2 separate regions of the Homo sapiens genome follow, and region 1 is linked to region 2. Evidence: chromatin contacts called from ENCODE Hi-C or POLR2A ChIA-PET data. All regions are on one chromosome and are shown on one strand. Each heading gives the region's core, a stretch centred on a gene start or an enhancer-like site at or near the end of the contact. The rest is flanking DNA. Distances are from core to core; before and after follow the strand shown. Region 1 holds the start of BICD1-AS1 (BICD1 antisense RNA 1). Region 2 has its middle 12 kb from the start of LINC02422.

The links. A loop is a pair of places that touch in the nucleus more often than their neighbours do. ChIA-PET counts read pairs that join two places held with the same protein, here RNA polymerase II (POLR2A). Pooled maps may share reads with other maps.
Region 1: a loop to region 2 is called in a pooled map, with 13 times the contacts of the local background. The contact joins the promoter of BICD1-AS1 here to the enhancer-like site in region 2. A Hi-C loop is called at or near these places in 6 of 50 pooled maps. POLR2A ChIA-PET finds 5 or more read pairs at or near these places in 3 of 52 experiments (H1, T-cell and activated CD4-positive, alpha-beta T cell).

What each region holds. Positions count from the first base shown.
Region 1 is chr12:32,106,114-32,109,559 of GRCh38, forward strand. It overlaps BICD1-AS1 (BICD1 antisense RNA 1), which reads right to left and starts at 1,349. Exons shown (of 3, transcript NR_185992.1): 1 at 1,281-1,349. BICD1 (BICD cargo adaptor 1) reads left to right here and starts at 734. Exons shown (of 10, transcript NM_001714.4): 1 at 734-1,431. The coding sequence starts at 1,219. RefSeq lists a silencer at 257-736 and enhancers at 1,097-1,176, 1,704-2,341.
Region 2 is chr12:31,873,181-31,876,873 of GRCh38, forward strand. No RefSeq gene overlaps it. Among named protein-coding and RNA genes, the nearest start is that of LINC02422, 12 kb to the right of the region's middle. RefSeq lists an enhancer at 2,235-2,529. Within about 2 kb of position 1,916, at least 22 of the 41 ENCODE cell types and tissues checked have a DNase peak (open chromatin) inside an H3K27ac peak, as active enhancers do.

The DNA of each region.
Region 1 (3,446 bases), core at 99-2,598, 230 kb after region 2:
CAAGATATACAGTACCTAGCTAGAGGTTTCCTGGGTGCATGTATTGTGGAGATATTTTTTTTCTGAGTGGATAGCGCTCTTGTGATACGCTGGGTGAGGGCGAGCAATATTTAGCGGACTGTCCTGTGAGGATAGTAAGGTTATCTGGTGAGAGTGTTAGGTGGCCCAGGCCAGACTTGGGAGAGGCAGGGAGAGAGGGGGACGACGGAGGAGGGCGCCTTGGGGTGCGTCTTGAAAGCTTTGGGAAACCCAGCGGTCTTTTGGGGGCAGGTGGCCCAAAAAGCCTTCTGCGCGCCCAGGGGACGAGGAGGATGCGCGGACCGCGACCGCGATAGTTTTGTTTGCTTTTCTCGGGAGAAAGCGTTCCAGGCAGTTTCCTGAGCTTCGGCCCTCGACGTAGCAAAAGAGCCCGGGCGCCCACGCCGCTCTCGGGGTCTTCTACTGCCACCGGGACAAAGCCCTGGGAGGAGCTCCCGCCCCCGCGAGCCGGACAGGGCGGAGGCTCCCCCGCCGCGCGCGCCCCACCGCTTCCCAGTCCCAGACCCGTCGCCTGCGCCTCCTCCTGGCGCGCCTCACGGTGCAGCGGGCGGCGGCCCGCGCGCCCGGCGGGAGGCGCCTCGGGATGTTTCCGTCTGGTCCTTCCCTCCGCCCCCCGCGCTGACTCCATCCGCTCCCCGCCCCCTGCTCGGAGCCGCCGCCACGCGGGAAGGGAGGGAGCCGGCCCCGAGACTGCATCATTCCGCACCGGCTGCTGCAGGGCCAGAGGGAGCAGGTGGAGCGAGAGAGCGAGCCGCGAGCCGGAGCGCGCCAGACCCAGGGCGAGACTGCAGTGACGCGGCCCGGGAGACATGGCGGACGGGCGTCTCTGAATAAGCAGAATCCGGAGCCCCTCGCTACCCGCGGCCGCCGCAGCCCGGGCCATGCCGCACGGCTGCTGACCGCACGCAGGGGCCGGCCCCGAGGACACATGCGGCGGCCTTTGCCGCCTCGCCCCTGACCCTCTGCCCTGTTCTCCATGTTGCATTTCTCGTCAGTTTCTCGGGCGGTGTAGCTGCCGCTGCCACCAGAGCCGGCGGGGCATCGCGCTGCTCATTCATCCGGCCGCACTTTCTTTTCCGTTTCCACCCATCCCTTCCCATTTCCTTCTCCCTTTCCCCGCCAGCTTCGCATCCATCTCCCCCACCCCGTAACCCCCTCCTGCCTCCATCCACCGGGGCTATGGCCGCAGAAGAGGTATTGCAGACGGTGGACCATTATAAGACTGAGATAGAGAGGCTAACCAAGGAGCTCACGGAGACCACCCACGAGAAGATCCAGGCTGCCGAGTACGGGCTGGTGGTGCTGGAGGAGAAGCTGACCCTCAAACAGCAGTATGATGAACTGGAGGCTGAGTACGACAGCCTCAAACAGGAGCTGGAGCAGCTCAAAGAGGTGAGTTGCCTGTCACCTCTCCCTTTCCTGGCCCTCACTCCCCCCACCCGCAAGGCCCACTCATCATGATCAAGAAGTCATAAAGGAGGTGATTGAAAGGACTGTTTTTTCTTCTAGGGCCCTTTGTTGGTAAGAGAAGATTGAAAGAGTCCATTGTTTCCTCCCCCAAGAGAAAAATTGCCTAAGAAATGAATATATAAGCTGGAATTTGGGAGGCAATGGCTGTTTGGCCTGCGGGGGAGGGAGATTAGTAAGAGTCATCAAGTCTCAGCACTCTAAGACGACATTCAAGTGGGTTGGAATGTATAAATCAAACTTCTCAAAACCGCTGTTATCTCAAACCCAGGTTTCAGCGACAATTTCGTAGTCCACAAAAGTGATGAGGTTTGTGCCTGAGGACCCACAATTTCAGGATTTAGACTGTGTGGCACCTCAGCTTTCCTCTGGATGTAACCACTCCTTGGTGAGAGAGGGAACTCCTCACCAATCCCATTTGACAAAGGCTAGGCAATCTTCATTCTGCTTGGCTTTAGTCATTCTTGTCATTGGGCTGCAGAAGAAAAACAACTTTGCTGGGTGATCCCACTGCCTTGATTTCACCTCGGAGCGAGGCTGGGCCATGTCCAAGTCTTATGAGGTCACCCTGACTAGAAAAAATTGAACTCACCTACAAATAGTCTGAAAGAGTGGTGTATATCAAATACGTGGGTAGTGTTGCATTTCAAATGAGGCTCTTCTGGTTGAAATGATATATTTATAAAACCAGAATATCAAAAATGGGTGATGTATAATGTCTCTTTAGTTTTTTGGTATTTGGCCTCTTTTAAAGCCTGTCGGATGTATGGGAGAAAACAATGAACGTGCTTTGATTTCCTATCAGTCACTCTTAAGAACATACATATTGTTTAAGTAACTCGGTCTTTTTTATCTGATTCTTGAGGCACTATGGGTAGCAAATAACCACTTACAAATTTAAATGTAATATACACTCCTTTTCTGTGTGTCAAGTCCTTATTTTTAGGTGCATATTGACATTTAAATGTTAATTATTGTTTGGCATATAATATCAAAAATCTATTATTTATTTTATGCTGTTACAGTTAAAAGATGTGATTTATGACATACTGAATCAACTTGCCTTCCAATTTAGTGTGTAATATGGTAAGCATTTATACTTTTAGATATGTCTTATTTTTATTTGGATGCCTGTCTACCAAAAAATAAATGTACTACCTATGATTAAAAATCCCAACTAGGAATCTAATTTTTGTGTGTCAGGCTGTAAATTTCTGGTTCCTATTTTACTTACCATGTACCTGTCTGGTCTTAACAACAGCTGGACTTGTTTATATTTTCCAACTTAGATTAGGCTGACATGTTTAAATGCAGTGATGCTAAACCTTGTGAAGTGAGGAAGCAGGATGATGACTGTCATTCTCAGAGATGTTTTGATATTGTCTATACCTATCAACACTGCTTTGCCAAGATAGGGAAGTGCAAACCAGAAAGTGGTAAGCCATCACCTTCTTGATAAAGGAGATGGACTTAATTTAATGAAATGTACCTCTTACTGACTTTGCTGCTTGATTTAAACAATCCTTCTAGGGATATTTCTGTCATTGCACTTACCTTGCATAGCAAACCTTAATGCAATTGTGTTTTGCCTTTGCTACACCATGAGCTTTGCATCCCAAGTCTTTAACACAAAAGCTAGCACACAGTGGGCATGAAATATTTTATGAAAGAATCAGTTTGTACTAGAAGAAGGCACACTTTTATCAAGGGTTCACTAGTCAATATTGATTAGTGTTAGATAAATACTAAGAAAATTAGGATGTATAGGAAGTGACAGATGTTAATAAAACTACCTGTATTAGTTTCACCAGCAGTAATGAGAAAAATGTGAAAAAAACGTTTTGTAGGAATAATGTAACTGTGGTTTCTTAATACAGAATAATGCAAATACCAACTAAAATTTTTTCTATAAATATTTTAATATATATTTTGTTCTATAT
Region 2 (3,693 bases), core at 666-3,165:
GGTCACACACGGACTCAAAGGATGAATGCGAGGTTTTATTGAGTGGTGGAGGTGGCTTTCAGAGGGATGGATGGAGAGCCAGACGGTGGGTGGATGGAATGGGAAGGTGATCTTCCCCTGGAGTCAGGCCGCCCAGCGGCTGGACTCCTTTCCTACCGCCCCCAGCTGAACTCCTCTTGGCATCCAGACGTCTCTCCTCTTCTCTCTTTCCCTGCTGTGCTGTTCCACCGTCCATCTGCTGGTATCCTCCTCTACTCACCTGCTGCTCTGCTGTGGAGCTTGGGGTTTGCGGTTTACGTGGGGGCAGGATAGAGGGTGTGGAGGGACAAAAGGCAACCTCTTTGTCTTGAAAACAGGAATGCCTGTCCTCATTTAGGGCCGCAGGTCTTCAGGCTTGAAGGTGAGGTCTTTGCCAGGGATCCACCCTCTTCTAACCAGTATTTTCCCTGTCCCCTGTCCGTATCAGAAGCAGATGCAGATACAAGAAAACTTCTCTGCCTGCCCTCCATATTTGCCTAAAAGCAGGACATAATTTTTGTTTGTTTGTTTGTTTTTTGACACAGGGTCTCGCACTGTCACCAGGCTGGAGTGCAGTGGTGTAAACATGGCTCCCTGCAGCCTCAACCTCCTGAGCTCAAGCAATCCTCCCACCTCTGCCTCCCAAAGTGCTAGGATTACAGGCATGAGCCATCACGCCAGCCAGGACACAAATTTTTTTTTTTGAGACAGAGTCTCGCTCTGTCGCCCAGGCTGGAATGCAGGGGCGCAATCTCGGCTCACTGCAAGCTCCACCTCCCAGGTTCACGCCATTCTCCTGCCTCAGCCTCCCACGTAGCTGAGACTACAGGCGCCCGCCACCATGTCCAGCTAATTTTGTTTTTTGTATTTTTAGTAGAGAGGGAGTTTCACTGTGTTAACCAGGATGGTCTCGATCTCCCGACCTCGTGATCCACCCGCCTCGGCCTCCCAAAGTGCTGGGATTACAGGCGTGAGCCACCACGCCTGGTTCACCAGGACAAAAATTTTTAAAGGTGTCTGCCCTTCCCTTTCTACCAGGAAGGACCAAAGTTAATCACTGGAGACAACTGTAGATTCTTATCAGCCCAGAGATGACACCAGAGGAATCTACATTTCAAACTTCATTAACTAGCTCTTACCATCTATTAGTTCCCCCATTTAAACATATTTACTTTCCCACAATTTATCACCCTAGAAACTTAAAGTCGTTTTCCTTTGTATTATCATTTCTCTACAAATGTTCTTTCTTATGAAGCTAGAAAAAACTGAGGCATGGTTTAAACGTCAAATAATTTATCTGAGCCAAATGTGAGTGACTGCAGTCTGAAAACACTTCCAGGTTACCTTGAGAAGTGCTCCAGAAATCAAAAAAGAGACTCGGGCCTTAAAAGAAAAAAAGGATGAATCAGGAAAGGGGCGACTAGAAAAGTTGTTTTTCGCTAGGTCTGGGGCTTTGGGGAGGTGGGTTTCCCATTTGCAAAATGGAACTTTAAAAGTCCACGGCACCTAACATTTCCAAGCTCCTCTAAATCTTCCAGGAAGCACAGGAGATGCAGGGCAGATGGGAGCATTCTCATCCTGCAGATAAACAGGCCTGGGGTCAGCTGGGAGGTTGGAAAGGCAGGCACTAGAATACCAGGTACTGGGTGAGTGAAAGCACAGTGTGACCTGGCAAGGGAAGGGGAGGCGAGAGCAAAGCAGTTGCTGTCTCTCCAGTTTCTCCTTCACTAACCACCTCAGCCCAGGGCCTGGAAAGAAAAAGAACTTAAGGACTTCCACAGGCTGAGACTGGATGCTGAAGGTGGACAGTGGCTCACACACCTTCTTGAAGTCAAGTGGCTCCTCCCCTGCCCACCAGATGCCAAGAGGGTCTGTTGGACCCAGACCTGTGGTGACAGCTACAAGAGAAGGAGGAGACACCAAAGTTGAGTTTGCTTTATAAGTGACATTGCAGGCTGGGCTGCAGTGGGGGGGCAGGATGAAGATTCAGGCTGTACTTTTCAAGGGACCAAGGGCTTGGGATCCACATAGGCCTCCCACACCGTCAGATGTCAGCTCCATCAATACTGAAAGACAATAGGAGATGAGGTAGGGAGGGGGTGAGAACGTGGGGAGAGGGAAGGGAGGTGGTGGGAAAGAGAGGAAGGAAGAGGTGAGGAAAGGCAAGGAGGAAAGGGAAGGGAAAAAAAAGTTGTTTTTCAACTATTATGATCAGTGTGATCGTATCTAAAGCAGTCTTGGAGTCAGGAGACAGGCTGTAATTGTTTAAAAGGTGGCCTGTTCCTGGGGACTTCCCAGCTCAGCAGGAAGCAGTCACAGATGTTTTGGCAGTTGTTTAGCCAGGAAGTTCTCTGCTTAAGACATGCGTGGGGTGGCTGGGCGCCGTGACTCATGCCTGTAATCCTGGCACTTTGGGAGGCAGAGGTAGGGGGATTGCTTGAGCCCAGGAGTTCTAAACCAGCCTGGGCAACGTAGTAGGACCTTGTCTCTATAAATAAATAATTAATTTAATTTTTTTTTTAAAAAGACAGGCCTGAGGTCCAAACCGAAATGGCCTCCCGACTCCATTTTATGTGCTTTGACTAACCCGTCACTGTTTCCCTTCATCATTTTGTTAAGATGCTGGACAAGCCCCAGTTCTAGCCACCCTTTTTAGTTACTCATCACTGAATGCTCCCATGTGTATACAGGCAGCACATGTTAAAAAACTTTTTCGGCCAGGCGCGGTGGCTCACGCCTGTAATCCAGCACTTTGGGAGGCCAAGGCGTGCGGATCACGAGGTCAGGAGATCGAGACCATCCTGGCTAACAAGGTGAAACCCCGTCTCTACTAAAAATACGAAAAAAATTAGCTGGGCGTGGTGGCGGGCGCCTGTAGTCCCAGCTACTTGGGAGGCTGAGGCAGGAGAATGGTGTGAACCCAGAAGGCAGAGCTTGCAGTGAGCTGAGATGGGGCCACTGCACTGCACTCCAGCCTGGGTGACAGAGCAAGACTCCGTCTCAAAAATAAATAAATAAATAAATAAAAATAAACTTTTTCTTGGCCGGGCACGGTGGCTCACGCCTGTAATGCCAACACTTTGGGAGGCCGAGGCGGGCGGATCACCTGAGGTTGGGAGTTCGAGACCAGCCTGACCAACATGGAGAAACCCCATCTCTACTAAAAATACAAAATTAGCTGGTCATGGTGACGCATGCCTGTAGTCCCAGCTACTCGGGAGGCTGAGGCAGGAGAATCACTTGAACCTGAGAGGCGGAGGTTGCGGTGAGCTGAGATGGCACCATTGCACTCCAGCCTGGACAACAAGAGCGAAACTCCGTCTCAAAAAATAATAATAATACAAATAAAAAAATAAAAAATAAATAAAATAAAATAAAAACGTTTTTATCTTGTTAATCTGTCTTTTGTCAATCTAATTTACAGGGCCCAGCCTGTAAATCTAAAATGAGTAGAAGGAAAAAGAATTTTTCCCCTCCTGGGCAGAACACTCTTGGGCACGTGAGCCTTGGCTTCTTAACCACATATCTGAGCAGCCAGTGTGGCAGTGGTGAGTGGCAGTGGAGAGACTCCAGGAAGCAGCCATTTCCCTATCCTGGGTGCTTCCTGTTTCTGTCTAATGCTACACATAGTCCATGGTTTCAGTATGTTGTATGTGTTTGATTGTCAATCCCTGT